Linked DNA regions of Homo sapiens: region 2 is linked to region 1. A link is a contact called in ENCODE Hi-C or POLR2A ChIA-PET data. All regions are on one chromosome and are shown on one strand. Each heading gives the region's core, a stretch centred on a gene start or an enhancer-like site at or near the end of the contact. The rest is flanking DNA. Distances are from core to core; before and after follow the strand shown. Region 1 overlaps PRKAR2A (protein kinase cAMP-dependent type II regulatory subunit alpha). Region 2 holds the start of NCKIPSD (NCK interacting protein with SH3 domain).

Region 1 (4,563 bases), core at 1,505-4,004:
AGGCGCCCGCCACCACGCCTGGCTAATTTCTTGTATTTTTAGTAGAGACGGGGTTTCACCCTGTTAGCTAGGATGGTCTCAATCTCCTGACCCCGTGATCCGCCCGCCTCAGCCTCCCAAAGTGCTGGGATTACAGGTGTGAGCCACCGTGCCCGTCCAGCTTCCTTTTTAAAGCATAATAAAGCTGACTTACTTTTTGTCAGGTATGAGCTAAGTCATATATATATATAATATATAAAATATGTATGTATATCATATATTTTATATGTATGTGTATGTGTGTGTATGTATGTTTGTACATAACAAAACCATGCCAGCACTGTTTGAATATCAAGGGGCTTTAGAACTGGTAAATTGAAGGCTGGGTGCAGTGGCTAACGCGTGTAATTCCAGCACTTTGGGAGGCCGAGGCAGGCAGATCACCTGAGGTCGGGAGTTCAAGACCAACCTGGCTGACATGGCGAAACCCTGTCTCTACTGAAAATACAAAAATTAGCCAGGTGTGGTGGTGGGCGCCTGTAGTTTCCCAGCTACTTGGGAGGCTGAGGTGGGAGAATCACTTGAACCTGGGAGGTGGAGGCTGCATTGAGCCGAGATTGCACCATTGCATTCCAGCCTGGGCAACAGAGCGAGACTCTGTCTCAAAAATAAAACAAAACAAACAAAAAGAACTGGTAAATTGAAACTGCAGCCATTTTCTTTATATCCTGAAAAATCTGTTGAAATTAATAACTAAATATTTATAAAGCACAAAGCTTGAGATTAGAAAATAAAAATGATCTGCTTGTTTCCTATTAGAGCTGTGCTGTAAGTTGCTGGAGGGCTTCCCCAATTTCAAGGCTGAATAAACTCTGAACTCCTCTGATTCTATGATATGTTTTCAATTTGTAGCAATGATTTTCTACTCTGGTGCATGTCAGACTCATGGAACTTTCTGGAAATACAAATGGAACAAGGCATTACAGAATGTTTAAAATCAGCAAAATGGCCAAACTTAGATCAAGATTCAAAAAATATTTTTCTTAAAATGTTGAAAACCTGTTAACTTTCTGTGTGGATAGAAAGGATTGTTAAAGTCAGTTGAATATCCCACTCAGTGACCCTTCTCTGTTAACGTTAATAACTTTCCTCCTTGATTATTTATTTTTTGTTTTGAGATGGAGTCTCACTCTTGTTGCCCAGGCTGGAGTGCAGTGGCAAAATCTTGGCTCACTGAAACCTCCACCTCCGTGGTTCAAGCAATTCTCTTGCCTCAGCCTCCTGAGTAGGTGGGATTACATGTGCAAGCCACCACGCCAGGCTAATTTTTTTTTTTTTAATCTTTTTGAGACGGATTCTCGCTCTGTCGCCAGACTGGAGTGCAGTGGCACTATCTCAGCTCACTGCAACCTGTGCCTCCTGGGTTCAAGTGATTTTCCTGCCTCAGCCTCCTGAGTAGCTGGGACCACAGGCGCGAGACACCACGCCTAGCTAATATTTGTATTTTTAGTAGGGACAGGGTTTCACCATGTTGGCCAGTATGGTCTCCATCTCTTGACCTCGTGACCCACCCACCTCGGCCTCTTAAAGTGCTGGGATTACACTGCGCCTGGCCCTAATTTTTGTATTTTTAGTAGAGGTGGGGTTTCGCCATGTTGGCCAGGTTGGTCTTGAACTCCTGACCTCAGGTGATCCACCCGCCTTGGCCTCCTAAAGTACTGGAATTACAGGTGTGAGCCAACACATCCTGGCCCCACTTTCCTCCTTTATCTTATCTGGCTTTACTTAGGATCTTTAACATGGCTCATAGCAGCTACCTAAATTATATAAAATTTTCTGGAGACAGTAGACAGCTTTTAGCGTTTTTGTTTTGTTTTGTTTTGTTTTGTTTTGTTTTTTTGAGATGGAGTCTCGCTCTGTTGCCCAGGCTGGAGTGCAGTGGCACAATCTCGGCTCACTGCAACCTCCGCCTCCCGGGTTCAAGTGATTCTTCTGCCTCAGCATCCCAAGTAGCTAAGACTACAGGTGCGTGCCACCACGCCTGGCTAATTTTTTGTATTTTTAGTAGAGACAGGGTTTCACTGTGTTAGCCAGGATGATCTCAATCTCCTGACCTCGTGATCCGCCGCCTCGGCCTCCCAAAATGCTGGGATTACAGGCGTGAGCCACCATGTCCAGCCTTTTTTTTAAAGAGACAGGATCTTACTCTGTAGCCCAGGCTGTAATGCAGTGGCTTGATGATAGCTCACTGAAACCTCGAACTCCTGGATTCCAGCAATCCTCCTGCCTCAGCCTCCCAAATATCTAGGACTACACGTGCATACCATCCTGCCAGCTAATTTTTTTTTTTTTTTTTTTTTTGGTAGAGATAGGGTCTTGCCACCTTGCCCAGGTTGGTCTCGAACCCTTGGTCTCAGCAGTCCTCTTGCTGGGATTACAGGTGTGAGCCCCTATGCCCGGCGGACAACTTCATTATACCCAAGGAAGAATTAAGGCTCTCTTGCCCAAATTTCTATGCAAATGGACTTTTGTCTTCTGTATCCAGAAACTAGAAGAGGTACCTCCTATTCTTTTCCAGTCAGAATTATTTGCCTCTTATCTTTAGTTCTTTGTGCTTCAATATGTACGGAGCATTATGTCTAATTTGACCATGTGACTAACACAAGTTTAGAGAAGCTTTTGCTGTCTGTAGAACACAGTTGTGTTTACAAAGTTCTCAGAGTTTAAAAAATCCACGTGTATTTCAGAACTAAATTTTTTCAAGTTTAATTAGAACATAAGGTATCAAATAAAGTAGTAAAAGTTTTTTCTGGCCAGGCGCAGTGGCTCACGCCTTGTAATCCCAGCACTTTGGGAGGCCAAAGCGGGCGGATCACAAGGTCAGGAGATTGAGACCATCCTGGCTAACACGGTGAAACCCCGTCTCTACTAAAAACACAAAAAATTAGCCAGGCGTGGTGGCAGGCGCCTGTAGTCCCAGCTACTCAGGAGGCTGACGCAGGAGAATGGCGTGAACCTGGGAGGCGGAGCTTGCAGTGAGCCAAGATTGTGCCACTGCACTCCAGCCTGGGCGACAGAGTGAGAGTCTCGAAAAAAAAAAAAAAAAGCTTTTTCTGCTCAAAGTTGCCTGTAACACCAAATGAATAAAGGATGTGGTAAATTATTTTCTTCCTGTTACTACACCTCAGAACCTACTGCGTCATTGCTGCATTGTGTTATAGGATGTGCTTTTTTATTGTTAGTCACAATTAGATTATAAGTTCCATGAGGACAGATGGTTTGTTTTGCTCCCTCCCTAATCTCAATGTCTAGCATATAGTAAATATTTACTAAATGAATGAAAAATGTCCTAGTTTTTTCCTGCTTATTTCTGCATCTCTTTGTTTCTTTTCCTTCCTATTTTCGTTGTACTTAAAATTTACATGACTCATGTTGAAGGACTTTCAATAGTTTTTTTTTTCAGAGCTTTATTGAGATATAATTTATATATCATGAAATTCACCCATTTTAAGTGTACAATTTATTTTTAGTAAACTTACAGACTTGTACAGCTATCACCACACTTTGAGAACATTTTTCACCCCCAAAAGTTCCCTCTTTTGTGTCTATTTGCAGTCACTCCCCATTCCCCCTGCAGCCCCAGCCTACCGCTCATCTACTTTGTGTTTTTCTGGTTTTAACTTCTCTGGGAATTTTACATAAATGGAATCATTCAATATGTGGTCTTTTTTGAGCCTGGCTTACTTTTTACTTTGCATAATGCCTTTTTTTTTAATTGAGGTGAAATTCGGATAACATATAATTAATCTTTTAAAGTGTATAATTTTGTGGCATTTAGCGCATTCACAATGTTATGCACCCACGGCAGCTCTCTAGTTGAAGAATCTTTTCATTCCCTCAGAAGAACAACCTGTACCCAATAAATAATCACTTTTCATTCTCCCCTCCTTTCATCTCCTGGCAACCATCAGTTGGCTCTATGGGTTAACTATTCTGGATATTGCATATAAAAGAAATCATACAATATGTGATTTTTTTGTGTCTGGCTGCTTTTATTTAAATGTTTTTGGGGTTCATCCAAGTTGCATATGTCAGTAATGATTCCTTTTTATGGCTGAAGACAGGGTCTTTTGCTCTGTCACCCAGGCTAGAGTGCAGTGCCATGATTGCAGTTCACTGCAACCTTGACCTCCCAGGCTCAAGCCATCCTCCCACCTCAGCATCTGAAGTAGCTGTGACAACAGGCATTAGCCGCTGTGCCTGGCTAATTAATTTTGTTTGTTTGTTTTTGTAGAGACGAGGTCTTATTATATTGCCCAGGCTGGTGATCATTCCATCTTGGCCTCCCAAAGCACTGGGATTACAGACATGAGCCACTACACCTGCCCCATTTTTTTTAATTTTTAAAGTTAAAATTAAGAGATAGTCTCCCTCTGTTGCGCAGGCTGAAGTGCAGTGGTACAATCATGGTTCATCACAGCCTCGACCTCCTGGGCTCAATGGATCCCCTACCCCAGCCCCCTGAGTAGCTGGGACTCAAGTGCATGCCACCTCGCCTGACTAATTTTTAAATTTTTTGTAAAG
Region 2 (4,563 bases), core at 827-3,326, 130 kb after region 1:
GTCATTCTTTCCAAGAGCAGGCAGTCCCCCTCCCAAGCCTCACCACATGCTGTGACCACCTCCCTGGCTCAGTATTCTCCTGGCTGCCACCCCCACTCCATGGATCCTAAAGTCAGCACAACCTCTTGGCATGGTGTACAGTCTCCAACCCAGCATCCTGAAGGTTACCCAGAAAGGATCCCCAAGTTACATACCTTCTGGCGTCTGTGCTGGCTAAGTGTCTCAGCACCTCTATCCAAAAACCACATGACGCTTGACACAGGTCTTCTCATGGGCCGTATGCAGCTTAAGCCAATTAGATAGCAGGTGATCCAAACCTTGGGTCCAGCTTTTAATCCCTCCTATGCCACTGGCAGCAGCTAATTGGCTGGCTATTGTGATAGATGTCCTGGAAGCAATACTAGGGTCTCTAGCCTCGGGTCTGGTCCATTGGCAGCCATGGACTGTGTTGTAAAGGGGCCCAGGTGATGGAGGGTACCATAAAAAGGCGTGTTTGGGCAGGTAGGGTGGTCCTCTTGGCCACACCACCTGTCACCACTCCTGCCCAGCCCTAGTCCCCATTGCAATTTCACCAGTCTTATTCTTCAGGCAGTCCCAGACAGCACAGACCCCGAGATTCTGCCCTGCCCCAGGAGGGCTTCTGGGAGGAGGAAGGGCCAAGAGAGGTCTTGAACTGAAGAGCCAGACCTGGTGCAGAGAAGGCAGGGTCTGGATGTCAGTTTCTAGCAGTTCTACCCCTCACCTGAACCTCACACTAGGCCTATGTACTTTAGGCCTAAAAATAGGCAACTGGGTCAGACAGACACCCATAATCCCAACACTGGGAGGACTGCTTGAGTCCGGGAATTTGAGACTAGCCAGAGCAACATAGCAAGACCTTGTCTCTACTAAAAAAAAAAAAAAAAAAAAAAAAAAAAAAAGCTGAGTGTGGTGGTGCATGCCTGTAGTCCCAGAGACAGTAGGCTTGAGCCTGGAAGATCAAGGCTGCAATGAGCTTGATCATCCCACTGCACTCCAGCCTGGACGACAGAGCAAGACCCTGTCTCAAAAAATAAATACAGATAAAAATAGAAAACTTGCACACACTGGCCTGTACACGCCTCCTGCTTCCTGGGCTCGGGCTTCCTGTGGAGCGTAGCTGGACCATTCTCAGCCACAGTCTCTCCAGGACCCTGAGGGCCTCTTCCCTGGGTCTTCCAGGCACTCTTATTACACGGATTTCATATATCTGGAGATCTGGGCTGACTGGAAAGCTGGGTGGATCAAATAGGCTCTTAAGGCCACCGTGGTACCCCACTCCCTCTTTCAGCCCTCCTCTATGCTCTCAGAAAGGGGCATCGCAAATCTTAAGTCCTATAAAGACAATAAAACACAGCAAGATGATAGCGATTGATGGGGGTGGGAGCTTGACGGACAAATACTATAGGAGAGGGAAGGGAAAATTGTCCCAGGTAGAGGGAACAGAATATGCAAAGGCCCAATATAGAGAAAACCAGCCATAGCTGAAGAGAGAGGAGGAGTAGGGGTGGGGAGCAAAGATGGGAGGGCTTTAGACAGGGAATAGCCCCGCCTGGTTTCTGCTTTTGTGGCCCCCTTCTCCCCACACTTGCTCCCCACTGGCCACCACCGGCACTCGGTGAAGACAGGTGGTGAGGCCTAGACACACCGAGAGCCGGGCCCCGCGGGGGCTTCCAAGTGTCGGATCAGCAAGATCATCCTTTCGAGGTCGCCGTCCTTGCAATTAGTAGATGGGACCCACTGCCCCAGGGCGGTAGGGGCGCACCCGCTACGAGCGGAGCGCGCTTTCACCGGGAGGTAGGACGGGACGCAGCGCTCGGACTTAAGCGGGGAAAGGGAGCAGAGGGCTGGACGGGTGAAACTGAGGCCGGGGTGAGGAGTGAGGGTGCGGTGTCCGGGGATGAGGGGCCTGGAGCCGGGAGGGACCAGAGGAGACAGCGAGCTGTCGACCCCAGCCCCGCCGCACCTCTTGGGGCCGCGCGGGGGCGCTGCTCTCCGATGCGTGGAACGATACAGCCCGGGGCGGGGCTTCGGCGGGCGGGCGCGCGCGCGCCTGCGTAGTGTGTCACGGGGCGGGACAACCGCGGCGCGGCTCGGCGCTCCCGGCCTGGCGTTGTGGCGCCGCAGCCCTTGCCACCTTCCCTGCACCTGCCCTGCCCGGCCTCATGTACCGCGCGCTGTACGCGTTCCGCTCGGCGGAGCCCAACGCGCTGGCGTTCGCCGCGGGCGAGACCTTCCTGGTGCTAGAGCGAAGCAGCGCGCACTGGTGGCTGGCCGCGCGGGCGCGCAGTGGTGAGACGGGCTACGTGCCGCCAGCCTACCTGCGCCGCCTGCAGGTGAGTGCGCCCCTTCCCGCCCGGCCTCCGCGCCCCTGGGGCAGGACCCCTTCACAGCCCCGCGGAACCGACCCAGGGACCCCACCCTCTCCGGGACCCGAGGCCAGGACCTCTATCAGACAGGGAGTTTGAGAACCTGACCCTGAGACCCCCGGACCCACGGGGACTGAGACCCCAAGTGTCAGCATCACCCACAAAAGACCAGGCCCTTGACAGACCAACTCCCGATCGACCAAAAGCCTAACTCTGGGACTGAGACTCCTCAGGACCCCAGACCCTTCAGTATCGAGTCCGCCATCTGAATGGCGACCCTGAGCCCCACCGAATCCTGGCCAATTATTCAAATCCCTGAGACCCCAGATCCTTAATATGCCCCTTCTCTGGATTCCTAGGACCCCACAACCAACCTCCCTCCCTCCCTCCCTCCCTCCCTCCCTCCCTCCCTTCCTTCTTCCCCCAACCCCGCGCCTTGCCCCCCGTTGGAGCCACCACTGAGACCTGGACCACCTTGGACACCACCTGTTTCCCTAGCCATTCTCCAGGTCCTCAACCCCCCAACTTGGACCCTAGAGCCATAGACACCTCCATCCCCTATGTAACACCCAAGCTTTGGTACTTCAGTGTCTTTCACTAGCCTGTGTTCAGCCACCCTCTAAGCTCTTCTTAAGTCTCTACCAACCTTATTTGAACCAAGGACCCATGCCCCTGCTGACACTGTCTGCTCCACTCCCCAACCCTGACTTCTCAAACTTTCTTGCTTTGAAAATGGGTTCCATCCCTACTTGTTCCCAGCCTGGAGTGGGGACTGCTCACATTGTGATGAAGTGAGTTCTTATAGCTTCTCCTGGTCTGATCGTGGCCCCATTTCCTTCCAGTGGAAGCTGCAGTCCCAGTTCCTGTTTCCCTAAGAGTAGCCCTGCTGCGGGGGTTGGGGTGCGTATCTCCAGCTGGTCTATTCTGACCACAGGGGGAAGAAGGGCCCAGAGCTGCCGGGCCTGTGCCAGACACCCCCGCCCCGTCCTAGTCCTTATCCTTTAGGAAACATCCTGTCCCAGCCCAGTTCAGGACAGAAATAACGGGATAAATTTGGAAGTGTCATCTGGTCTTACCAGGAAGGATGGGCCCTGGGGGCCTAGGGGCTTCCTCATAGACCCTTGGCGTGATCCCATCTAGGAGTGCCAGGGGTGGGAGTGGGGGCCGTGGACACCATGGCTGCTGTGTGTCAGACCCAACCTTTTTGGGAATGGGGTCTCATTGAAGGCCTCTGAGGAAAAGTCCTGTCTCTTCCCCTACTGGGCATAGGTCAAGGGCCTGTGAGTCCCCTGCCGCCAGCCAGGACCAGTGGGGCAAGGTGTTTGGGGAGGGCAGAGAGGCTACCATCTTCTCTGTCACTGTCTGTTTCTTTCTGCGTGTCTCTTTCTGTCTGGATTGCTGCGACTCTGTGCCTCTCTGCCTGTGTCGTTCCGACTCCACATGTGTGTGTTTTTGTTTCTTCCTCCGGCTCCCCCCACACTCTGGCTTTGGCTCTGTTTCTTTCTGCGTTGTTTCCCTCTGTCTGCCTCTCCGTTCCTCTCTGAGCTCCTCTCTTTCCCCATTCCTTTCTTTCTCTCTCTCTCTGTGTGTGTGTGTGTGTGTGTGTGTGTGTGTGTGTGTGTGTCTTCATGTCTTTCTATCCCCCTGTCTCCTCTCCCTGCACTCTGGCACACCTCATACCACCTGGAGGGCTTTGCTGACCTCTGTGCCCACCTGTCTGTGCCCATCAGGGAAGCTTCTCAAACCCATGGTGGAATGAGTTCATCTCAGCTCCGGGACTCCTATGTAGCCTGATGGACTACGTGTGCCAGGGCCAGGGGAGGGCTGGGGGTAGCTGGTTTGATAGCTGCTACCCTACACTCCCCATGTCAGATAGGCAGAGTAGACTGGATCCCTGGAATGTTGGGGATGGCAGTACAGAGCCTGGAACAGGGGCTAGGCCCCTCTCTCATGTTTATCCTTTGCCACAAACACAGAACTGCTTCCCAGGGTGGGTTTGGAAGCTTACTGAGACATCTTGTGGGGATGAGGGCCAGCAGCAGGGTTGGGGAGGGCAAGTCCCTTTGACCCATTCTCAGCTCCCAGGGCTTACAGAGGGCCCTTACAAGGACAGGGCTGTTCTGGGGTATGACCTTGGTTTTGTGAAAGATCAGCAAGATGCAGAGTGATGTATTAA

What was found. Hi-C counts contacts between places; a loop is a spot of excess contacts on that map. ChIA-PET counts read pairs that join two places held with the same protein, here RNA polymerase II (POLR2A). Pooled maps may share reads with other maps.
Region 2: a pooled map shows a loop between it and region 1 (5-fold over the local background). The contact joins the promoter of NCKIPSD here to the enhancer-like site in region 1. A Hi-C loop is called at or near these places in 6 of 50 pooled maps. POLR2A ChIA-PET finds 5 or more read pairs at or near these places in 3 of 52 experiments (H1, WTC11 and naive thymus-derived CD4-positive, alpha-beta T cell).

Annotation. Positions count from the first base shown.
Region 1 is chr3:48,811,010-48,815,572 of GRCh38, reverse strand. The region is part of intron 1 of PRKAR2A (protein kinase cAMP-dependent type II regulatory subunit alpha); the gene reads left to right. Among named protein-coding and RNA genes, the nearest start is that of PRKAR2A, 35 kb to the left of the region's middle. Within about 2 kb of position 2,754, at least 6 of the 41 ENCODE cell types and tissues checked have a DNase peak (open chromatin) inside an H3K27ac peak, as active enhancers do.
Region 2 is chr3:48,683,428-48,687,990 of GRCh38, reverse strand. It overlaps NCKIPSD (NCK interacting protein with SH3 domain), which reads left to right and starts at 2,076. Exons shown (of 13, transcript NM_016453.4): 1 at 2,076-2,354. The coding sequence starts at 2,184. RefSeq lists enhancers at 1-186, 1,569-1,638, 1,233-1,964 and silencers at 2,161-2,455, 1,849-2,568.